Linked DNA regions of Homo sapiens: all the other regions are linked to region 1. The links are chromatin loops, found by intact Hi-C in ENCODE. Cell type or tissue: A673. All regions are shown on one strand. Links, peaks and the distances in the headings refer to the core of each region. The heading gives the core; the rest is flanking DNA. Region 1 overlaps ACVR1 (activin A receptor type 1). Region 2 has its middle 19 kb from the start of PKP4-AS1. Region 3 overlaps GALNT5 (polypeptide N-acetylgalactosaminyltransferase 5). Region 4 holds the start of ACVR1 (activin A receptor type 1).

Evidence for each region. Peaks named below come from ENCODE experiments on the same cell type or tissue, not always from the same donor. Only the 100,000 strongest peaks of a DNase experiment are listed, where the experiment ranks them.
Region 2: a loop joins it to region 1, with 5 times the contacts of the local background. A loop is called at or near these places in 16 of 110 quality-filtered maps.
Region 3: a loop joins it to region 1, with 2.8 times the contacts of the local background. A loop is called at or near these places in 11 of 110 quality-filtered maps.
Region 4: a loop joins it to region 1, with 4 times the contacts of the local background. A loop is called at or near these places in 77 of 110 quality-filtered maps.

The regions. Positions count from the first base shown.
Region 1 is chr2:157,774,594-157,780,836 of GRCh38, forward strand. ACVR1 (activin A receptor type 1) reads right to left here. Exons shown (of 11, transcript NM_001111067.4): 4 at 5,744-6,007; 5 at 3,538-3,749. Among named protein-coding and RNA genes, the nearest start is that of ACVR1, 99 kb to the right of the region's middle. In A673, for the core only: a CTCF peak has its summit at 3,040 (motif pointing right); DNase peaks (open chromatin) are centred at 3,058 and 4,418; H3K27ac peaks cover 2,149 bases.
Region 2 is chr2:158,750,431-158,756,673 of GRCh38, forward strand. No RefSeq gene overlaps it. Among named protein-coding and RNA genes, the nearest start is that of PKP4-AS1, 19 kb to the left of the region's middle. In A673, for the core only: CTCF peaks have their summits at 3,779 (motif pointing left) and 5,516 (motif pointing right); a DNase peak (open chromatin) is centred at 3,781.
Region 3 is chr2:157,299,462-157,305,407 of GRCh38, forward strand. It overlaps GALNT5 (polypeptide N-acetylgalactosaminyltransferase 5), which reads left to right. Exons shown (of 10, transcript NM_014568.3): 6 at 87-204; 7 at 1,215-1,538. Among named protein-coding and RNA genes, the nearest start is that of ERMN, 23 kb to the right of the region's middle. RefSeq lists a silencer at 3,149-3,228. In A673, for the core only: CTCF peaks have their summits at 3,201 (motif pointing right) and 3,401; a DNase peak (open chromatin) is centred at 3,240; H3K27me3 peaks cover 2,180 bases.
Region 4 is chr2:157,873,216-157,879,458 of GRCh38, forward strand. ACVR1 (activin A receptor type 1) reads right to left here and starts at 3,115. Exons shown (of 11, transcript NM_001111067.4): 1 at 2,581-3,115. It overlaps LOC105373714 (a long non-coding RNA gene), which reads left to right and starts at 3,369. Exons shown (of 2, transcript XR_923518.3): 1 at 3,369-3,501. RefSeq lists silencers at 2,587-2,796, 2,887-2,936, 2,947-3,166, 3,227-3,466, 3,487-3,676 and an enhancer at 3,062-3,356. In A673, for the core only: no CTCF peak of the experiment used is centred there; a DNase peak (open chromatin) is centred at 3,196; H3K4me3 peaks cover 2,518 bases; H3K27ac peaks cover 2,116 bases.

The DNA.
Region 1 (6,243 bases), core at 696-5,695:
CCTCAGGTGATCTGCCTGCCTTGGCCTCCCAAAGCACTGGGATTACAGGCATGAGCCACCACGCCTGGCCAGGAAAAGTTTTATTTCTTCGGAATACTAGAAGCTAGCACTTCACCTAATATATGATAGGTTTTCCCGAAGGATAAGTAGTCCTTTCTTATACACAGAGTTTCCAAATAAAATATATAATGAAAGAAGCTGAGCAGACAAAGTTGAAGGTGTAAATCAGAAAGCCCAAGAAGCAGATATGATCTCAAGGAAAGCAGTAGAGAGAATAGCAGGTGGAACAGAAAAGGGTGGGGGGGGTCCTTTCAACTTCAAGAACTGGGTATAATTTACATATTTTGCTATTCTCACTAAGTATCTGTCAAATGATTCACTTTAGTTGCCATACCAACTAAGGAACTCTAATTAGGAACAAACAAACTAGGAATAAGGAACAAACAACTCTAATGTGATTTGTAACGAAAAGACTCCAATGACCATGTGGATCATTAAATTGGTAAGCGCAGGCAGCAACGGGCTGCCTGGATGGAGGTTTCCTTTTAGGCAGGTGAGGAGCAAAACTATATCAACACCTACTTATCATTTCTTAATGTGAATCACTCACAAATCAGAAAAGAAAACAAATAAAGCTTTCATTGAAAACATAAAACCAGTGCCCCAAGTCAATGTCTACAAATGAAGGTGTTGGCAAAAAGATTCCCAGTTAGTTCATTGATAAGGTTTTCCTTCTTACTCTCAGCATAAGCCAAGAAGCAGGTATCAGGCATAGATTATCTGTAATAAACAATATTGTGCCGATGGGTGATAAAGGTAGAGTTGCAGTAATATTGACTTAATATTCCCCAAAGCTCATCCTTTCCCAAACATTTTGGCTGGCCTACTAAAGCAATACATTGATTTGTGTGAATTTCATCTTCTTTCACTTCTTCTGAGCACCACTGTGAAGTACTGTTGATCGGCAAAATTACCAAAAGCTGAGCATCCAACGGAAGAAATTTAGAACCCTTAAAAACCACAAAAGGGATAATCAACAAGAAAATGAGTGTAGATGAAGCAGAGTTTCATATCTCCCTAACCATTTTCTCTCTTGCGGTTCTTTTTGCTCCTTATTCATTCATTCTTTTTCGAGAAGAATAATTCTGAAAATTAAACTAATGTGTTATTTTTTCCATAATGTATGATCCTGCTTCTAAACCCTGTTCACAGACCTAAGGAAAGAAAAATAAAAAATCAACCCAAGACTAACAAACGTATATCCCAACTCTCAGATGCCAAGCCTTCTTTTTGTTCTTTTCTTTTCTTTAGTTCAAGACAGAGTTTCACTATATTGCCCAGGCTGGTCTCTAACCCCTGGTCTCAAGTGATCTTCCCCCTTGGGCTCCCAAAGTGCTGGGACTGCAGGCATGAGCCACCATGCATGGCCAAGGCTTGTTTTTCAATGTAGACGTGCTGTTTAGTAAGGGCATGCTTTGTTGAAACATACAAATGAGCATATTGCTTAAATAAGCAAGTATGTAGACCAATAATGACAACTTGTTTTAAATAGTGTTCTTTACTGTGTTATTATATCATGATACACTGTCACATGACATGGTTGAGTTTAAAGGACTATTTTGGCATATGCTCCATTCCTCTCTCAAAATTCTAAAAGCCATTTAAACAGTAATTTATACCAGATATTCCTATTATTGCCCTTGGTAATTAGTTATGTTAGCAGCTCTGAGGAATGAAGTTCTAACTAACCTATTTTAGAATCTTGCTTTGCTAAAGCTTTGTCAGGATTCATCCTCACATCTTCTTGCTACTAACTCAATAAACTCATTTAATTTTCCTTAAAGCTTGAAATAGACTTCTAAGTATATATCTAACAAAAAAAATTGTATTTCTCTACTTTTTGAAATGAAATGTCCTTATACTGCATTCTCTTTCCCCAGTTCCACTGTACCACAGTTTAAACAGTAGGTAAATGGAAGCTACAGAAGGTTACTTCCCCCTTTTACATACCAAAAAGTGGCCCAGTGATGGATGGGGCAGGCAGTAGAATGGGATGTTTCCCAGCCCATATCAGGCACTACCAAATGTCTGTGACAACCTGCCACAGGTGGGTCCTGCAATTGTCCAGGTGTAGCATCTGTGCTACCCAGATGGTCACTGGTGAGGGGAAGTCTTCTCCAGCATAAGGGGAGCTGCAGGGCAAGTGTAACTGCAGAACTATCAGACACTTTGAAGCTTGCTGTCTAGCAGAACAAGACTTACTGCAAAATGATTTCAAATACACATGGGCAATGGCATTAAGTAAAACTGAATCACATTAGAAAGTTATTACTTTGATTGTCTTTCAATTAATCGGATTGTGACAAGGAGTCTCAAATTGGTATTGGCATGTCTCTTGCACTCACTTAACACCCACAAATCTCAAATTTTTCAGAGTAGGCATCAGACTCAGCATAATATCCATGCAGAATGTTATTATTTTTTCTTTTGCACTTTATGATAACCTTCTATTTAGAGCAAGTGATACCCTTTCCCCACTTAAAGTTCAAAGCGTCTTTAAAATGAACACTTGGTAAGCAATTTTAAAAGGTAAATAGAAGGAGATAGTCATTTTTTAATGTGATTTTATCATTTAAAAATATGCAAAAGAATAATTTTTTAATGTATAAATACAATAGTTTCTAACACTGTGCAGTCCAGCGGGTTAATCACTAGCCACACATTGCCATGAGCAAGTAAACTGTGGCTGGTGTGAATTGATATATGCTATAGGTGTAAAATACACACAAGATTTTGAAAATTTACTTCAAAAGCAAAAAGAATGTAAAATTTACATTAATAATTTTTTAATCGATTATACGTTGAAATGACAAAGATGGTATGTATTTGGTTGAATATCTGTTAAAATTAAATCTACTTTTACGAAACTTTTTGGGTTTTTTCATGTGTTTGTTTTTAAGGTGGCTACTTGAAAATTTTAAATTACATGTGATGCACATGTTTCTATTGGACAACACCGGTTTAACCAAATGACTGCACTCCACAAGAGGGCACCACAGGAGCATACAAAATTTAAAAGCTGCTTTTTTGGATGTCAAGTTTTTAAGCCTTAAATTACAGGATGCTGAAATAATCTAGAAAGGAAATTAATATTTAATATTCAGCAAAAGGTGCCTTTTTAAAGGAGCACTTTTATGGCTAAAAATAGAGTAACTGAAGACCACAAATTCCAACCCTCCAAAACTGTAGGCAACCATTCTCTGTCTCTTTTGCTTTACCCCTCAGAGAAAAGTAACTAACTACCAACACTACTAAAATAAATCCCATCCCTTATTTAAATGTCTATCTAAAATGGCTGTTCTGATATGGGAAGACTACACAGGTGCCAGCATGTGCTTGTTTAGGACATAAGTAACCAACAGCATGTGTGTACACTGTTCAGTCACTCATTACTGGTTAGCGTTTCATGCTCGAAATAAGAACGTGTCTCCAGACACCTTCCTTATGCTTGGGATTTCCTGTGGGGTCATGACTTACTGCTAAAGTGCTGTCTCCAACATTGGTGGTGATGAGCCCTTCGATAGTGCCATACTCCACGTCTCGGGGATTGAGGCGTTCTTGGTTGCGCCTTTTAAATTTTCGGAGAGCAACTCCCAGCAGGCAGGCTAAAAGACATACTGCGAACACTACAGAGAGAATAATGAGGCCAACCTCCAAGTGGAAATTCTGTGTTCCAGGGAAGGATTTTCCTGGAGTTGGAGGGAAAAGGGGGAATTAGTTGTAAGGATCACTGCTTACTTATTATTAGCATAACCAATATCCTAACAAGTAGCTCCTGATCCTGACCACACAGTCTCACAACTCACGAAGTATTAAAACTAAAACACTTCCTAATGCCTGGCCAATGGCCCAGACATTTTAACCATCATTCAATTAGACACAACTAGAATTTGAAAAAATTCCACTGAGAATCAATTGCATTAATGTATGAATGTGAGAGTGCTTTTAAAATATAAAGTACTGTACAAATCTTTGATATTACTCTCATTAACTTGGATTTGGTATGTTTCGCCATCAAGCCCTTACAGACACTGTACTATCCTTAAGAGAAAGGGCTACCTGAGCTAAAACCAAATTACCCATCTGTGGTCTCTGTCTTTAATATATCCTGGGTGTCTACTGCTGGTTTCTCACTGATTTTTTTACATCACAATTTCTGCCTAGGAACCCATTCATTCCTCTCTTCATTTACTCGCTTATTCAGACATTCATTCACTGATTCACTCCCTGGGTTCAGACCTCTCCATGACATTATGTCATCAGGCCCTGTTCTTCCCTACAGAGGCCTTACCCATTTCCATATTACTGGTCTCTTCAGCCATCCAATCACAAGCTTAACTTCCTTTACGTATTTGTTTAACTTTCCAAGCCCAACTAATCAACAGCTTGGCATACATCATACTCCATGGCATATGTCATTTGCATGAGAAAGTGTAAAACTAACAAAATGCAACGCTGAATTATAAATACTGTGGCCACGCTAATCAGATTAGAATGTCCTTAAATTCAAAAAAAAAAATCTTCTATTAAAACTCAAGGTCTAGCAGAGTGATCTGCAGATTAGAAACTTCACAGTTGGTATAATAATGTTTGTATGAATTCAGACATTTGTTTATGTCCATCCACCCAATTAATAAAAATTTAACTCACAAAGTATAACAGTAAATTTTATTCCATCAAGGACCCTTTTAGTTTTAACCATGTAAATACTTGATCTCCTTTAAAACCCTCTTTGATTATTCAATCCTATTTGCTTGTCAGAATTTAACCTTTTCCATATGCCTTAAAGTCATCACCATAACTTCAAAATTACTAGAACATGATCTTGCATCAGCTTTTTTGTTCTTCTGCCTCCTTTCTTGCTGGCTGACATTTCTAGTTTTGGATGCTCGTCGTTACCTCTCCTCCACTTTTTGGTTTGTTTCTTTTTTCTGAGTGCAAAATTAAATAACTAAACCTATTAAAAATGTACTATATGGTAAGAGAATAAATTTGGCTTGGAATGAGTTTACATAAATGTTTGCAGAGACTTTAAGATTGCAATTTAGGGCTCATTTAATAGGGAAACAGTTTCAGAGCTGGACTGGTTTCCTTAGCATATGCAATCTGTACTGATGGTAGAGAGAAGATTCCACAAAAACTACAGGGTTTGTGCGAAATCTCATCCTGCTTCAAATTTCAGTGATAGGGTCACTGGGCATCAGATATGGGAGAAGAGGTCAGTGAGCCTTCTTTTATCTCCTTCCTCATAAAACAGGAAAGGCATTCCACTCAGTCACCAGTCCGTTCTGTTTTCCTCCCTACACACTTGACACAGAGATGAGTATTTACTAGCAGAATTGTTTCAGAAATTATGAATGACATCATGGGTCAGTAACATAAAAAGGTATTGGGAGCTGTTCACCTGAGTCACAGCAACCAAGAGAAAGCTAACTGGTCAGCTAAGCTGTCCCCAAGATGGACATCACCTTGCTTACATTCCCCAAAATGCCCATCCTTCTTTTAGATGCCAAAAGGCTGTTCCTTTCTCTTCTTCACCCAGGGTGACCTTCCTTGTAGCTCTTCGCCTCTGATTCAAAATGTAGGTGGAATGCCTCATAGCTACTTAGATCTTTAACCCACACGGACCCAGGACAACACTAACAAAACCCCTTGATCTAGAAATAGAAAAGTCCATGGGAACCTTTAGTGGGCAGCTGGGCCGTGATGTTCCTGTTACACCAGTCCCCTTGGCAGCACTCCACGGCTTGGCCAGGGGACGGCGGGGTCTTACAGGTCATCTTTCCCTGCTCATAAACCTGGAAGCAGCCTTTCTGGTAGACGTGGAAGCCATCGTTGATGCTCAGTGAGGAAAAGCACTGCTGGCCTTCACAGTGGTCCTCATTACCGCAGGAGAGACCTTCACACACACACATGTAGAGTTTGGGGTTGACCTTGGGCTTCTCATCTGCAAAGGAGAGAAAGGAAGGGGAAAAAAAAAAAAAAGAGGAATTACCGTATGAGTTTCACCTTCATTGAGGGAATGACCATTCCAAACACCTCTATCAACAGAAAGTCAAGCTAAGCATCACCATCAACCATGAGGTCCACATTCTGTCACCTTGTCACCTAACCAACCAACAAATAATAATTGCCTCTCAACATAGCGATTCATTTATATAAGCTGTGCACCCTTTTAGATCA
Region 2 (6,243 bases), core at 807-5,806, 980 kb after region 1:
TTCCTGGGACATGGGACTTTCACTGTGAAAACTGGGCAAGTCCCAGGTAAACTGTAACAGTTGATCACCCTAGATGGGCTCCTCTCTGCATGTCTCAGATGCAGGGACAATCTCCCCTAAAACAAAACTCAGGTGACAGCTGGGTCATTACGATGCATCTGTGAGCCACAAATCCCCATCAGTGTGCACACCAAGAAACAAAGAGGTCTGGTGGCTCAGAGCCCTCCCTGGGATTGAGTCAACTTCCTAATACAGAAAGCTGAATTCATCTTGACACTTAGAAAAAAAATCAATAGTAGCATAGGATTGGTTTGAATGAGAACAAAATTTACATTTCTTTATATTGGGCCATAAATCCTCCTTGGACTTCCCATCAGTCTAGACCATGTTTAATTCTGTCAGTCACTCTGAGACAGTACGGAGGTCTTAGAGACAAGGATTTGTGCACACTGCTATAATCCCTTGCTGTGGAACAGGGCTCAGGGCATCCACAAATGTCACACGCACCTCTGCAGCTGACTCGGAGCTGTTAACAGTGTTCAGCTCATTGTTGGTGGGGATATGATTCAGCAGAGGACACACAACTTGCCACCGGCATCCCTTTCCTCTGGTGTATAATGAATAGGAGAGGCATACATGTAATTGCAGAGTCACAGAGGTGGAAGGGACACAGGGGGAGGTGTGTAGCCAGGGCTCTGTGGGGAGGTGTTTGATTCTGCAGTTGGTAGCAGGGGGATAGGGGAGCAAGGACATAAAAAATGACAACTGTCTGACTAAATTTCATTCACATTCCTCACTATATCTCCTTCTATGTTCATTCAACAAATATTCATTAAGCACCTGCTCAGTGTTGATTCTAGGTGATCTGTGGTGCTCCTTGGCTTATATTAGGGATGCACCACTCCAATCTCTGCCTCCAGCTTCACACAGCGTTCTCCCTGTCTCTCTCTCTTTACATGGCCATCTTCTTATAAGAGCACTGGTCTCAGCCAGGCACAGTGGCTCATGCCTACGATCCTAGCAGTTTGGGAGGGCAAGGCAGGAGGATTGCTTGAGCCCAGGATTTTGAGACCAGCCTGTGCAATATAGTGAGACCCCATCTCTACAAAATACTTAAAAAATCAGCCAGGCATGGTGGTGTATGCCTGTAGTCCCAGCTACTTGGGAGACTGATGTGGGAAGATCGTCTGAGCCCAGGAAGTTGAGGCTGCAGTGAGCTGTGATTGTGCCACTGCACTCCAGCCTGGGCAAGAGTGAGAGCCTGTCAAAAAAAAAAAAAAAAGGACTAGTTGCATTGGATTAGGGCCCCCCTATTCCAGTGTGACCTCATCTTAAATTCCATCTGCTAAATTCAAAATTCCTATTTCCAAATAAGACTACATTCTGAAGAACTGAGGTTTAGGGTTTCAACATATCTCTTTGAGGGGGACACAATTCAACCCTGAATTGTGACCCTGGGTGACAGTGACCCTGGGTGAGTGCTTTAGTTCCCTCCTCCACAGAATGGGGATAACTAGTACCAACCTCTGAGGATCAATGAGCTAATAAATACATAAAACTCTCAAAGCCGTGCATTGAATGTAGTAAGTGCCATTTAGGAATTTGCCATTATTTTATTTTTATATGCCGGTTATGAACCACTGTGTTCGTTTCACACCCCACATTTTAAAGACCATTGCTCACATAATGTGATTCCAACATGGTTTCCGAGGCCTTCATGACTGGCCTCTGCTGACCCCTTAGCCTCCTCTATCCCAGTATCCCCTCCCACACGTAACTCATTTTCAGTTACCTGAATATGTCATAATCACTCTTGTTCCCAGGGTTTCATTCAGTCTCTTATTCTACTTCTATACCCGATCATCTGGAAAATGCCTAGCTTATCCTTCAGGTCTCAGGCAAACAGCACCCCCTCCAGAAAGTCTTTCTTCACCACCAGTTATGAGCTACTGCCCTTTAGTTCTCTATGCATAGTACTTAGACGCTAGAATGTAAATACCAGTTTGCTTGTCCATAACCTTCCGTACTGTAAGCTTTCCAGGATGGCATCTGACTTATTAACTACTATATGCCCAACACCAAATACAGGGCCTGGAAAACAGTCTTGGTTGCCTACCCAACAGACATTTTTTCCCTTTTTCTTTACGTAATTGATTTCTTTTCTAGTACCAACAACTCCAGAAGACCAAGAGAGATCTAAGGTTGATTCATGATTGGTCTGTTCCAATCATGGAAACCTATTCACCCTCCCAGAGGCTGACTTAGGGATGCGCAATGTGACCCACTCTGGTCAGTGAGACATGAGGGGAGATATGCTGGGATGATTTCTGAGAAACAGTTTCAGGAACATTTTAAAGAGTTTCAGGAGAGGAAACAACCCATCCCTGTTTTTAGGTGAGTGGGAGGCGGCTGTTGTACAGCCATGATGAAAGGCACAAGGACAAATATTCACCTGCTGAGGATGGCAGAGCCAAAGTATGGAATGAACCCAAGTCCTTGATGATTTTGCTAAGACGTTGAATCAACCAGCCCTGGAACTGCCCTGCTGCTTGACTTCTTGTGATGAGATAATACCTTTTCACTATATTACCTATATAATAATATTGTGATTGTATCTCACTATAGAGATAATACTGTTTTCCTTGTTGTTTATTTAAGTAACGTGTTCTGTCACTTGCAGCTGAACATAACCTGACAGACACTTAGGAAATATTGTTGACTGCATAGGTGTTCAGATGTTAAACGTGCTAGAGACAGAAAAGAGAGATGAGAACTAGAAGGCCAGCCATCTCCCAGGGGTCAGGCACAGGAGGCCTGTTTCATGTGCATCGTAGAATTCAACTTTCCCAGAAAGCTTGTGACCATACAAAGTTTACCCATTTTAGAGATGAGGAAACTGAAGCTCAGGAAAGTTTATCAACCTATCCAAGGTCACGGAGTTAGTAAGTGCAGCAGCTGAGCAATATTTAGTTACTATTTTATGAAGACTTAGTTCAGCATTTTAATTCAGACTTTTCATTCATAATACAAGATTTTAAAATTTCTTTTTTTTCCCATTTCCACTTCCCATGGATTTTCACCTACTAGTTTAAAGTTAAGCATTCTAATTTTGATGTTATCCTGGTCACTCCTAATGTTTGACCGTACTCATGTTTATTTTCCCACGTTAATTTATCAGTGCCATCACTCTCTCTTTCCCTCCAGAGTATCTGAGCCCAAGGGACACTCCCGTGTGATTTGGTCTCCCTAACCGCTCCCCTACCTCCCTTCAAGTTAATGTTGGAGCTTCTCCAGGGCTGACTTGGGAGAGGAGCCGGCAGACCGGGCCAGTGCACCCTCTTGGCAGGAAGCCTGCGTGTGGGAAATAAATCCCAGGTTTGTCTACTTCCAAAACACATTCTTTTCACTACACCATGAGGCCTGAATAGACGCATGTGGCCTACAAGTATATTCTCTTTAGCCATCTGAGAAAGAACAAAACTCATTTGAGCAGCTTTCTGCAGCCCTTTTCTCCTCCCCTTGGTGGGAATGAGTGACGGGAACAGAGAATACAGTCCTTCCTCTACCCGCCAGAATGTCTGCTTGCAGCCAGCATTTCACAGATGAATGCTGAAGAAAATGTCTTAGCTGCATCCAGGGAATTTCAAGTGCTTTCCTCCTGTTTCTGAGGGAAAACAAACAAACAAACAAACAAACAAAAACTGTCTTTTTCTGCAGCAAAGCCCCAGGAATTGGCGGTGTAAAGGGCTTGTGAGCTGGGAATCATGTGCCCTCTAGTGGTCATCTCTAGGAAGTCCCAACCAGATGGTCATTTCCACAGAAAACAGCAGGAGGAACCGCTACAGAGTATGGGAGACAAGAAGAGAATGCCTCCTAACACCTACATAATAAGCTGTAATGGTGGAAAGCCATTTGCTTTTGAATTTTATTGAAAATGCCAAATACAGGTCGTGAATATTGAAATGGACGTCTGAGCGGTGCACAAATCCTCGCAGGTCTTACTGAAGCTTCCCAGGATTAGCTTCCCAGCACAGAGCTCCTAAGGCTTGATTGGGTTTGCAAAGCAAGGATGCTGAGCTGGAGAAAATCAACTAGCCAGAAGTCATCTTGGGAAGGGAAAGTTATTTCTGATGGGAAAATATTTGATAAGAAGCTGATGCCTGTGTGGACAGAATGGTCTAGGGTTTGTTTTTGTTTGGTTGGTTTTTTTGTTTTGTTTTGTTTCTTTTTTGTTTTTGAAATGGAGTCTCGCTCTGTTGCCCAGGCTGGAGTGCAGTGGTGCAATCTCGGTTCACTGCAACCTCCACTTCCCAGGTTCAAGCCATTCTCCTGCCTCAGCCTCCCGAATAGCTGGGATTACAGGCGCCTGCCACCAGGCCCGACTAATTTTTGTATTTTTAGTAGAGAGGTGATCCACCCGCCTCAGCCTCCCAAAGTGCTGGGATTATAGGTGTGAGCCACTGTGCCTGGCCTGTTCTATTTTATTATTATTGTTATTCATCTCTTATTGTGCCTAGTTTATACATTAAACTTTATCGTAGGTACATATATATAGCAAAAGACATAATATATATATGGTTCAGGCATCCACTGGGGGTCTTGGAATGTATCACCCACAGATAAAGGGAAACTATTGTAACTTCAGTTGAGAAAAGCTCATAGTCAAATGCTTCTCTCTGACTTAACGTACTGCCCATCTATTGGTACTAGAAAAGTCAATGTTATAACAGCCCTAAAACTGCCAACACATGTGAAAAATATTTAGCTTTTTGTCTAACGATGGGACCCAACTGACCAAATAAAACCCAAATAAAGGACCTGTAACTGCTCATATCTTTCATGTGTGCCTGCAAGCAAATTTTATATTCCTTCCCACTGAGATTTCTTTCTTTCAAAATATTCCAGGTATGTGGCTTCAAAGCATGTGGCATCTGACATGTGGACACATTGAGAGTAGGATGAGATTGTATTTACCTTTGCCTTGCTGGAGCTTAGCACCTTTGTGGTGTCTTTTGATAAATGGGAAGTGACAAATGTTCTCACGTGGGCAGCAGGAAGGATTCATATGCTCCTCCAATTTTACAGCAACAGACAACAAATGAAAAGGAAGGGCTTAGTCATGCAGGGGCACACTCTCACCTCATCACTAGATGACAGTGCAGCACCCCAGACTCACAGCTTGCCCATAAGTCTTGCATTTAGTGCATGAGGATTCCATTCAGATGCCACCGAATGCCATTTCCATGATCTGGACTGACTTTTCTTTTTTCAGGCACAATAAAGTAAAGACAATTTGGAGTCATTTGCCTTGTTTCTTCAATAAAAGAAAGACTTGGATTTACACAGCCTCTTTTCTCCAAAGAGCTCAGCATGCTTGCCCATCTGGTGTCTCATTTGCCTTCGTTTCATCGCTTTAAAGTCAATAAAGTGTGTTATGCTAGTGTCAGGGCCAGGGAAGGTGAGAGAGTGTGTAGGCTTATTCCTGCTCGCCAAGAGGGGGCGCCCCTGTGCCCTCCTAGTAACACATTCCTAGACACCCATTGCCCACCTACGAGGTGGCCAGTCCACATTCTGCAGGCACCAGAGGCTCTCTGCCCACAAGCAATGCCAGTCTGCAACTGCCAAGTCTAACACAAAGAGACACGTGAACAGAGAATCACAATATAGCATGATAAGAGGTAGGCTGCAGGGATGGGTTAGGTTTGGGTGTGGAGAGAGTCAGAGTTGGGCACAAGAGGAAGTTACTGAAGGGTTTAAAAAGTAAAGTTTCAGTACAAATTGTAGTAAATGAAGTAATTGGAAAAACAGTGTTAACCCCTTTTTAATTAGTTAAATTAATTAAATCAGACTTTCTGCTCACCAAAATGTATCCTATGTGTTTTCTAAGCTTGATTGACAAGTTTGGCTGAAAGGACCAAACTACTTTTTGCTTAATAATTACAAAATAGGTAGAAAAAATGCACCCCCTCCAAAAAAGTAAAGCTTCAATAACAAGGCTGTGGAGGAGTAGCAACCCTCATACATTGCCAGTGTGAGTGAAAAATGACTCAGATGCTATGGAAAGCAGTTTGACGTTTCCTCAAAAAGTTAAACACAGAATTACCGCATGACCCAGCATGCATACCCAAAATAATTGAAAACCGGTGCTCAGACAAATCCTTGTACACAAACATTCATAGCGACATTATTCACAAGAGTCAAAAGGTAGAAACAGCTGAAATGTCCGTCAACGAATGAAGACGT
Region 3 (5,946 bases), core at 410-5,409, 480 kb before region 1:
CTCCCGTACAGATGTACAGAGGAACAACTCTAAAAGTCGAGCTTTCATGAGATGCAAGTTTAAAAAACAAACTTTTCTTTTTGTAGGTGCCCTGTCATGGCTGGTGGATTGTTTTCTATTGACAAAAGTTACTTTTTTGAACTTGGAACATACGACCCTGGCCTTGATGTTTGGGGTGGGGAAAATATGGAGCTCTCATTCAAGGTATTACCAGGTGTTTCCCAACTTTTCTTTACGATAATGAGTTAATCAATTTTAAATGGTTTGATTTTACTACCATAATCAGGTATGTGACTGCCACTGAGAGGAAATTTCACAGAAATTTTAGGGTCTCTGGATTAATTTTTTCATATCTCAGATTGAATTTGGAAGAATCAATTGCTGTCATAAAATTTATTAGCATTCCCTAATATTTCACAACACCATTTCTGCTTATAAATATGGGGGAAATGACTTTCTGCCACTCAGAGTAAATGCTGTGGGAGTCATACGTGCTACAAAATAACTCTCCTGGAACATCTGTCTAGAATGTTGGAAGGAATAGACTCAATCTGTAATGGATCATCTTAGAGAACACAAATGACAGAAGTACATTAAAATACCTCTAAAGCAGGTCACCAACAGGTCAGGTGTGCCTTATAGTACAGCTCCTTTGGGCACTTTATACAATCTATTATACAATCATTGATTAACTTCTGAGAAAGCCTTGGCAACAGCAGTAGTAGAGAGTGTCCAAAAAGTAATTGCTTTCCTATTGGGTGGGTGTTCTGTATGTATGTAAAAGGGTGTAATTTTGGAGCTGCTGATCATGAAGGATGGTTTTGAGTTGTGTTCCACAAGCCTTTTGGTTCTTCCCAAAAATGAGAGTAGAGGAACGTGAACAAATGGACATCTATACTTCTTTCCCTGATTCAATCAAAACAAGAACTCATGTTTTACAAAATGGGATTCTGTGAAGATTTATTTACAAATTAAAAAAAACTTACATTGAAAGTTAGGAAAGAAAAAATTACATTTTACTAATCCTAAAATGATCCACAGCAATACACAAAATTAAATAAGCCTGTTGAGTTTGATTTTCTATTGCAAAAGTGTTTTTGAAGTTGAGTATTACTTCAGGTAGGGGGAAACAAGGTGGTTTCTTGTCATTGTTAAGTGCCGATGATTTGTGGATAATCATTTGATAATTGATGCTTATCATCAAATTCTTCCAGGTGTGGATGTGTGGTGGTGAAATTGAGATCATTCCCTGCTCCCGAGTGGGCCATATATTCAGAAATGACAATCCATATTCCTTCCCCAAAGACCGGATGAAGACAGTGGAGCGGAACTTGGTGCGGGTTGCCGAGGTCTGGCTGGATGAGTATAAGGAGCTGTTCTATGGCCACGGAGACCACCTCATCGACCAAGGGCTAGATGTTGGCAACCTCACCCAGCAAAGGGAGCTGCGAAAGAAACTGAAGTGCAAAAGTTTCAAATGGTACTTGGAGAATGTCTTTCCTGACTTAAGGGCTCCCATTGTGAGAGCTAGTGGTGTGGTAAGTTCAAGTGGCAATTTAAAATCTTACTCCATAAAAACAAAACACAAAATCTCTTTCAAAAATGTGTGGAAAGAATGAGTAATTACATTATAAATAAACACCAAGTATGAGCAAAGATGGGACAAAGCATGGCTGAGAATTAAATATAGGTAAACTTGAGGAAGGCTACCAAGTGGTCATGTTCATTGATTAACTCAACAGATATCTATTGAGTATCCGTAGATCTGGGAGTATTTCAGACTTGGATTACAGGGTGATGAATGAAGTAGACTTGGTTCCTTCCTTGTGGAGCTTAATTTGGGTAGAGAAGAAAGATTATAAACAAATAAGCAAGTCAAGTGTAAATACAAAATATAATAGCTCTCATTTAGGGAACAGGCCACAGTTGATGACTCCTCAGTTAGAGTGGCTGAGAAATCCTCTCTGAGAAGGAGACTTTGTAACTCAGGCCTAAAACACTAAGTGTCAGTCAGCCAAGCTCTAAAGAAGAGTGCTAGGCAGAGGGTAAAGGTCACGTAAAGCCCTAAGACAGGTGAGTGTTCTCCATCCAAGCACTGGAAAGAAGACGAATGTTGTCAGGGTGTGAAGGAGGGAAGAATGGCACCAGATGAAGGTGAAGAGGAAGGAAGGAGCCAGATCACACAGGTCCTTGTAAGCAAAGTAAGGATTTTATTTCTTTCCTTCCTTCTTTCCTGCCTTGCTTCCTTCTTTCTTCTGAAAGCAGTGGGAAGTTATTGAGCAGAGTTAAGCAAGGGGGTGATAAGATTTAATTGGGGTTTGTAAAGATTTCAAAGAGGAACTTAAAATAACAGAAAATATCAGAGAATAGCAGATAACATTCCAGGGCATGAAGGATGGTATCCAAAGGGAAGAAGCTAAGCCAGATAAGGTAGCCAGAGTACAAGGCTGAGAAAACATCAAGAAAGAGGAGAAGCTGGGGAAAAGCCATTTCAAACCCCTTCTAGGAGTGAAGCTGCATTTGAAGAGGATGGTAAGACACGTGGGTTTAGATATGATTAGTCAAGCCTTCAGCTGGGGTTCTTAGACAGTCATGCTTATTTCTAATCTTTTATTTCTAATTTAATTTGACTTATAACTAACCCCAGTGTTTTTGTTTTATTTCAGCTTCCTTTTTCTTCATCCAAGAAATTCTTTAAAAATGTGACCATTAGTTATCCCGCCCTTTTAGGCCAAATTTTTTCAGTTCTTCTTGAGAGTGGATTATACCATGCTTTCTGTCTGGAAAATCTCCTGATAGCAAAAACTTACTATAATATTCCCCCTTGAAAGTATTCGGGAAATCCAGGAAAGCTATGAAAGACAAGAAACTAGTCTTAAAAAAATGGTTCTGTTTTTTACAAAATTCAACTGATAAATAAGTTTATGTGACCTGTTTTTAGATAACGCACTGTATTATAAAATTGCCATTTTTATGGGTCCAAATAGAATGGCAGCTACTTTAAGTGGCTCAACCTGGTAACTTATCAGACATTTTGGATTTATATACACTGTTCAAATAACAACATGTCAAATATAACTGTAAAATAAATTTACAATTTTTAATTTCAACCGCTGAGCAGAAAAAAAAAAAAGAAAGGAATTTCCACTATTCTAATATTTCCCATTCCAGCAACGCAGAATCTCAGTCAGAGTAATAATAAGCTTTAACCACCAGAGGGCACTAGAAAACTACCTTTGGGCTCCGCTGTTGCGCTAACCTGAGTGAGTTCCTATGAAATTTCTGGAGAGCTCTCCTAATGAAACAGCCTTCTGCTGATGCCTCCGCTATACTATATCAAAATGCACCAAGTATTTTAAAAAGTGATTTTAACAAATTCCTTCTATTTTCCTTTGTTGTCTTCCTTAAACAAATTTCAGTGAAGATGTAGTTTGCTCCCTTCTGAAGCAAACCAGCAGGGAGCGTTATTAACATTTTTAAAAAATTAGGACCTTTCTCCAGGTAATTTACAACAAATTAAGTAGATCATTATTTTAGATAGACAATCGTGGAAAGTTCCAAGAAAATAAACTCCACAACTTCTTTTTGTTACTTGCTTCGTTTCCCTTCTTTCAACCTCCACTACGGAATTTAGATCCAGTGAAAGTTTTGTGTTTTGTAATAAGAACAAACATTTTCTTATCGAACCAACAATATTTGAAGCTAATAATCTCACCAATAATGTATTTTTCACTGGATTAAACTGCTGGCAAACAGTCTATAGCTCCGTTTCCCTTTTTTCAACCTCCACAAGCAGAAATTTAAATCCAGTGAAAGTTTTGGTTTTTTGTAATAAGAAGAAATATTTTCTTATTGAAACGACAACATTTGAAGCTAATGAAAGAATCTCACCAATAATGTATTTTTACACTGGATTAAACCGCTGGCAAATAGCCTAATGTTTAACAATTCTGTCATAAATTGTGCGGAATGTCTACTTCCTAAATTGGAAAATGAAATAATACAACATGGATAATTTAAAATTCATACACTGCCTATTTTTTTTAAAGATTAAAATGGTTTACAGTAAAAACATGGATCAATTATTTTTAAATAAAAAGGAAAATTCTGAAAACAACTAATAATGAAATGAAGAATAACAATTCCAAAACACTTCAGAGATGATGTCTATATGAAGAAAAGTATTAGGTTGGTGTAAAAGTACCTTCCATGGCAAAAACCTCAATTAAATAGTTTCCTCAGTAATTTCTAAGAAAAAGGAAAAAAAAATCTTCAGGTCAAATGAGGGAGGGACATGTAAGGGACAGAAAAGTTTTATCTTTCCTTCCAATGCTTTTCGGTTCTTGGAAGGATTATACAAAATAGACACAAATAGTTAAACAGGGGGTTCCCAAACACTGTCCTGACCAATGTTACTTGTGCTGTCTCAGGGTTCCATGGTCAAGCACATTTGAGAAACATTTGTACAACATTCTGACAGCAAGCTGAACATTAACACCCTGAAGATTTTGAGAAGTTCTGGAGTAGAACCACCTGTTCGGCTCTGTGGAAACCAGAATTTTCCAAATTTGTTTGAAGATAGAATATTTCTGCATGATCCACAAATACAGGAGCTTACATAATATTTATCTCTGCTTCAGTACAGAGAGCAATTGCAGCATGCTTTCCTTCCTTTAAGCCCCGAGATTATTCTACCTTCATGTCTTTCTATTCACCTTCCTCTCTGAAGTTCAGGGGTGGGACTGTGGGGGCATTGAATCCTTCTGTGCCTTGTGATGCCCACATTTACTAACAGTGAGCTGTCTCCTCCCATATTTGTCATTTTAAATTGCTAATAGAGCTTTCTCTGAGGATTTTTGATAGAGATTCCATCCTTCCATAGTTGCTTTGTTTCTGCCTGTGCCAGGCACCTCAGAAGTAATTAACAACCTGGTACTATTTTTAATGTTTGTTTCTATGCCTTGAAAGTCTGTGATGGTTCCTATCCAAGGCAGGTGGTGTAAATATTCATCTCAAATCCAAATGAAGCCTGGTGTAAAGTTTCAGATTCTCAGGGACAATCCAGCTTCCTTGTTTTCTCCCTTTGCTAATGGGCAAATTGTTTTTCCCAGTGCAGCATTCAACTGAAGATCTGTTTTTCCGCTGTTATGTGGAAGACCTGAATTCCAGATTTTTGGTTTACACATACCTCTGTTTTTCTTCCATCCATATGAGGGAACAAGTCTTTCTTGCCAACCTTTGCAAGTTTCCCTGTAGCCTTTAATTTTTTCCGCATATTCTGATCCCTGAAGATGTCCCTTACTTTCTTGTTCACTAAGCTAAGCATGTAAAATTGAGGACCAATGTACTGAGCCCCCTTTTATGAAGTCTGGCAATTCTGTGAGCATCCAGTCTGCATCAGTGCAGCACCCTGAGTTAGAGCTCTTTGTTAGGCATCATAGAACAGGAAGGACACAAATAGTGTCCCTGGCAACAAAGACTTCAGCTCCTCCCAGCTCAGGAGGCTTTCCCAGGACATGTCCTATAGATTCGGCTCTGCACAGCTGTTCGAGAAATCTGAAAACCCTAAGTTGCACTGTTAACCCATCATCTTGTTAGCCCTGCCCAGGATGTCAAAGGGGGAAAGGAAATCAACATTTTTCTGCATTAAATGGTGACTTAAAGAAAGCTACCTCCATATTTGACCCTGTAAATCCATTAAAAACCTGGGGGCCTGCCAGAAAGTGCCTTTATGCTTGGCTCTGTATTAGCTTTCGTGACTTTCCTATAATGAATTGTAGCTTGCTTGGGTCATTAAGAAGATTCTGACAGGGAATCAGCTGGAATCTGCTGTTCTTTGAAGGACTCAATTTATCTATGATTCAGTGCTTAAGCAGTCAAAAGGCTTGAAGGGGTCAGTCAGGGAACATAGCTCATAACTCTTATAGGTGCATTGACTTTTAGTAT
Region 4 (6,243 bases), core at 694-5,693, 99 kb after region 1:
TGAGTTCTGAAGTCCTGCAGACCTCTGGTTCAAATCCCCATTCTACCACTGAAATTTGCCAAGCCTCAATTTCTTATTGTAGGACGGTAAAATAATAATAAGACATATGGTGTTTGTGGAAATGTCATGAAAAAGTACCTGTGAAGAGCTGAGCCCAGTGCCTAGCACATATCCAGCACCCCTAAACTATCCTGTCATTAAAGCCACCCAAACATATCAAAGAGTTTTGCCACCATCAGTGGTTTGCTTCTCCAGAATTCCTACTGAGTTGGGCATGAGATCGCTTCACATAAAAATAAATCAAGATGCAGAGATCCAAGAGCAGAACAAGCCACAGACTACAGCTCCCAGCCCCAGCATTGATTCCATCTTCACCTCATGACCTTGAAGAGCAGAATCATTTTTCAAATCCATTTCTGTCCTGTCCCCCCTCCCTCAGAAGACTGGACTACTCAATCCAAGCCTGAGAATTACCTAGAAGCCTATCATGACAATCATGGGACTAGTTCAGTCCAATCTAGGGCAAGATAGAGGCATAACCTCTATCTCCTGACTCAATCTCTGTTATACCTTCCTTGGACACATGAAGAAAACTGGCAAATCACTACTTTGAAAAAAATTCGTTACAAATCTATTAATCAAATTAAGTTCCTCACTTCTGAAATTAATACATTACATTCCTGAATATGGCATCTTTACTCTGAATCCTTAATATTCCTTTAAATTCCTCACAGATAACAACAAACTTGCTAGAATTCAAATGATCACTCTCTTCCAAGGTACAAAAGTTGTAAGACTACTATCTAAATCAAGTTTTATTTAAAACCACCCTCTCCATTTCAAGTAAAACTCAACAACACAGCTGGAAAAGGAGGGCATGAACCCAATCTATAATCATCCCAATCCTTAGTCTTTGTCACCTATCCAGAATTTATCTATCCATCATTCACCACCTGTGAGTACCTGCATAAGGGGTAATAGCAGAAATGCTATTATCCAACACCCAGTTACATCAACTTAAGGCCTAGATTTCAGCTTCAAAAGAATTCCATTTTTTAAAATTCCAAGACAGAAAATAAAAACAAGTGAATCATAAAATAAGTGATCGAGGTCCCATCCAGGCATAAGATAACCTCCTGACCCCTATGTCCCCATCAGTGAAATGGATGAGGCCCATATTTCAAACTTAAGCAGTCTGCACACTATGAAGCTGCATGGCGAGGCCGATGTCTGAGGTCAGCACAAGTCTAGTGTCTGCTGGCTGCCCAAGCCTGGGCCCCTGGCCAGCAACCCACCTCCAGAGACAAGTGCCAGGACATACTATAGTGTTTCCATTTAAGGCCCGCCACTTGGATCAGCCCATCTCTGAAATTTCTTAACACCACCTTTCCAGGAAGAATTTTTTTGGGGAAAAGGGAGGTGGTGTCTATTTTTTGCCACCGCCTTCCCTTGGGCTGTCAGAGCAATCTGCATCTCTGGGACAGGATTCTTTAAAACCACTGGGTTATGTCTCAATTCATGGGCCTCTTCTCAAAAATATGTAAAAACATGTATGGAACGGGCCCCTTTGCCCATCATCTAACTCTTATCATACATCCCTCAAAAAAGAAAGAAAAGCCCAATAAAATTGACAAGTCCATTGTATTACCTTGCTGCCTCTCTCCAAAAGCCAAATTCATGACAACTTTTTAACCAAGACTTTTCTTCTGTTACTAAGTGGAACGTTTTCTTCTCTAAGTAGCTTTTCTCCCATGCAAGCAGCGTTCAAATCTCCAGGGGAAAGGAGGGGTGGGGAGGGGGTGGGAGACTATCTGGCACAAACTGGACAGAGCCGAGCCAGTCTAGAACCCGACGGAAGTTACTGAATCCAGCGGCCCCAGAGGCCCACATCTCTTCTTAGTGCGCCCGAGGTTCTAGCCTCACTGTTTTGGTTACAGTGTTGAAGGAAGGGTTTTAAACTTGGCAAAGTACCGTGCAACATCTGTAACCACATTTGCCTTCTGGGGATCGGAAGATGAATCCCACATTCCTGGCTTTGAAGCTTTTTGAAACTGCAGCTAGGAAGAACCGAGGGAGGGAGGGAGTTGAGCAGAGTTTATTGGCTGTCTCTCCAGCAGAAAATTCCTCTTGGAAGAGATGGATATTTTGAGGGTGGGGGAAATTCGCCTATCTATCTCCTTACTCTCTACAAGCTCAGCTAGGAAGGTAAGCCCCGTGGCCCCGCGGCCAGATCGATTTACAAGTCAGAGTCGCACACCCTGAAGGAGTTCACAACACACACACACACACACACGCACTCACACACACCCCAATACAAACCTGAGACCCCCGCTCCACGCCTCTGCCCCCCCACCCCCCATATCCCACCAGCAGTTCAGGCCCAAAGCAAGACAGTTTTGTTCCGCGGCTGCTTCCCCCACGGAGAGGGGATCAAGCTTGGGGGAGAAAGGAATGAAAGCGAGGGGGAGGCACCGCAGACGCCCACCCTGCCACCCCCGATCCCTGCCTCTTCTCCCGCTAGGCTACCTCCTCCCTCAGTCCTCCCGGCTCCAGCAGGCGCGGCCGGCGACCTGCGCTCACCTCGGGTCCCGCCGCGGCCGGGGGCTGAGCCGGGGGAGGCGGAGTGCGAGGCAGCCGGGCGCTGCAGGTCGGCGCGGCGCGGGGCGGCGCGGGGCGGGGCGGGGCGGTGCAGCCGGCGAGGGAGCCCGGAACTCTGCGGGGCCGGGAGCCGGGGGCCGAGGGCCGGCCCAGAGCGGCGGCGGCTGCGGTGGCTGCAGCGGAGCGGTGCGTGGGGCCGGGAGCTTCCCGGCCCTGGGGCCGGCGCGGCTGGCCGAGGAGCAGGCTGGCAGCGGCAGCGGCGGCAGCGGCAGCCACCCGGGGGAAAGAGCCGGGGGAGGGCGGGGAGGCGGGGTGAAGAGGAGGAGGAAGGGGAGGAGGGCGGGCAGAATAAACTTCCCGAGGCGCAGAGGCTCGGGCTGGGAGCACGACCGCGGGCGGGGCGGGCGGACCAGCTGGGCTTGCCCCCGGGGGCGGCGGGGGAGACCGTCACAGAGAGTAGAAAAGTTCCCCCTGCGCCGAGGGGGAGGCTGCGGCGGCGGCGGCGGCTGCAAAGAGCAGGAGCCGGAGCGGGAGGAGCGGGAGGAGGAGGAGGAGGAAGTGGCTGCGGAGCGCTCGGCCAATGAGTGTCTGGAGCTGTGATTAACCAGGCAGCAACACATCATTTCCTCCCGGCGCGGATCCAGGGAGCCGGGAGGGGAGAGAGGAGGCGGCGGGGCGGGGCCGTCCCCGCGCCCCCTGCAGGCGCCCGGCCGAGGGCGAGCCCGCCGAGCCCCGCCGAGCCTGACCGCGCCGCCCCCGGCGCGCCTGGCGCTGTCTGGCCGGTCGCTTGGCCCGGGTGGAAGCTATGAGCGCGCCGCCAGCGGGGCTCCTCGGAGGCGGCGGGGCAGGCCCGAGCTGGGCTCCTGTGGCCGGGGTGGGAGGAGAAGAGGCCGCGCGGCACGGGTGAGTGCCCAGGTAGGCGCGGGCGGGGCCGTCTGGACAGCTCCCGAGGGCGCGCGGGGCAGGCGGGCGGACGGGCGGGCATCCCGGGCCCGGCGACTGCGGGCGGCCACCTACTCGAGCCCTGCATGTCAGACTTGGGCTGGATTCTCAGAGAGAAGCCTTAGCATTCTCATCCAGGCCATCTCTGACCTGCCTTCAGATCCCCTTCCACTTTGCTCATTTCCTTGCAAGGTCTAGGGTTATGACAGAGCTTGCCATGTTCGCCTTTGGCTTCCTTAGTAACAGAAATAAGCATGGAGGGGCTTCTGCAGTGATCTAGCCCTGTCCTAGGCGCCATGGGAGCTTACAGTGGAAATGCAGGAACATTCTCCGCTGCAGAGAGTCTGATAACCTCGGTCCTTAGATACACAAAAACACCCCAGTGTGCTAATATTACCCAGAGCATCAAAAAGGCATGCAAGGATCAAATTTTGCATGGTTCCTGCTGAGTGTAAAGGAAAGCACTAAGCCATTTTCTCTGCCCTCTAGAAGCTTATAATGTACAGTCCTATCACAAAGCAGAATAAAAACATGAAACCTATAAATGGGAATGCCATAAAGTATTTTTATCTCTACAGGTTCATTCATGCAGAGGGCATTTATTGGGTGACTGCAGTACTGCAAAAGGTTGCAAAGGAAATGGAAGATCTGGTCCCTGCAGGTTGGGAGTTTACAATCTAATTAGAAATACAAGGCATATATACGTGAAAAAACTAGAATCCCCAGCTGTAAGCAAAAGGATGGAGTAGGTGGGAGCATTTTTTTCATAAAGAGAGCTTTGTACCTGTATGATTGGTGAGGAGCAGGAGAGGCAAGTTCAGTACCAATCAAGGCAAGAGCACCTATATGTATCCCTGCTCTATAGAATGATGTAACAGGGCCCTCATTGTCACTTGGCTGAAGTGTCAGCTCTGCCACTTACAAACTGTTTTGAACTGGGGCACATTTTTAACCTAAGAAGGGAATACAGGTTGTCTCGTGAGGTGGTTGTGCAGTTCAAATGAGATTACAAACGTGAAAGCTTGTGAAGCTCAATGATGTACATTCATGGAGTCCTCATTGTACAAACTGGCCCTTCTTGGTAACCTTTAGAGTTCCCTCCCAGGCTGTAAGCTGCAAGAGGGCAGGGACCAGGTCTGATTGTATTCATCATGTATCACAATGTTTAGCAGAAGGGTTCATGTGGGTGTTCAATAAAGTTTTGCTGAGTAGGTAAATAAATGAATTAATGAATCCTGTTATGCTCTGAACAGTTCCTATTATTTGTTCCTTAAGCAGTTCCTTCAATAGTGGTCTTATTGTATGGCTGGCTCAGTGAAAAACACTCTAACTCAACCTCCTGTGACTTACTAGTGTGCCAGGAGACTGGGAGAATTCTGGATGGTACTGTCAGAGGCATTCAAACCAGAGAAACTCCATTTTGAATGAGGGCTAGGAAAATGAGACTGAGACTGGCTGGGCTGCATTCTCGGGAAGTTAGGCTTTCTTAGCCTCTAGATGTTTACAGCTAAGGGAACAAATTAATAGTGTTTACTAAACAAACCCAGACTTGGGAGTGTCCAGATATCCCGATATCTGGAGAACAAAGGCATTCCTAATTTTGCTTTAAAGATAATATTGATTCTTGCAAAATATAGTAATTTATTTATTTATCACAAACTCTTGTAGCAGAGCACATCTCCCTATATATACGAGCGATGTACCTAGCATGGAATCGTTCCTCCTCTTACTTTCGGCAACATCCTACTTTGTCTATGGAGTAGGTGTCCTTTCACCACTTTGCTTTCTTAATAAACTGGCTTTTACTTTACACTGCGGACTCGCCCTGAATTCTTTCTTGCGTGAGATCCAAGAACCCTCTCTTGGGGTCTGGATTGGGACCCCTGCCCTAAAACATATTCCTGGCAACCACAGAAGGGACTTTAGTGCAGAAACCCTGACCCAACGGCTACCTTTGGGTAAGTGTTGGGGTCCTGTAACAGTACTTGTGGCCTTTCGACATAAAGTGTGTGTGTGTGTGTGTGTGTGTGTGTGTGTGTGTGTAAAGCAAGAGGCAAAAGGCTCCTCCACTCCTCCAGCAGGATACAGCCTTCCACACAAGCCCTGTGCACACAAGGATACAGCCCTTTGGCTTGGACACCTTAATCCGGGGTTTCTCAACCTTAGCACTATTGACATTTTTGGCTGGGTAATTGTTGTGAATGCTGTCCTGTGCATTGTAAGATGTTTAGCAGCATCCTTGACCTCTACTTACTAACTGCCAGAACACCCTCCCGCCACAGTTGTGACAACCAAAAATGTCTCCAGACAGTGCCAAATATTTTCTGGGAGGGGGTGCCAAACTACCTCCTGTTGAGAACCACAACCTTACTCTAATTCATTGATTGAACTCTGGTGGAAAATCACACCAGTAAAGTTACTTGGAGGAAATATATCTTCTGTTATTCTAAGATTTTCAGATCTCCTCAATCATATGTTTCAAGGAGCACGACTCTTGCTAATTAATTGCCTGCTGCATTGTGAATTGGCATCTCTTCTGTTTTCTGCATATCCTCCTCCTTTACGCCCAGATCAACATGTTCATTTCTAAAAGTCAACAGCTTTCAAAAACTATTAGGAAACAGGGTCTTGAGCAACCTAAGAGTCCTGTATGATATTTTTCTATAAAATTGGGGGAATTTATTTTATAAATAAATAAATTAT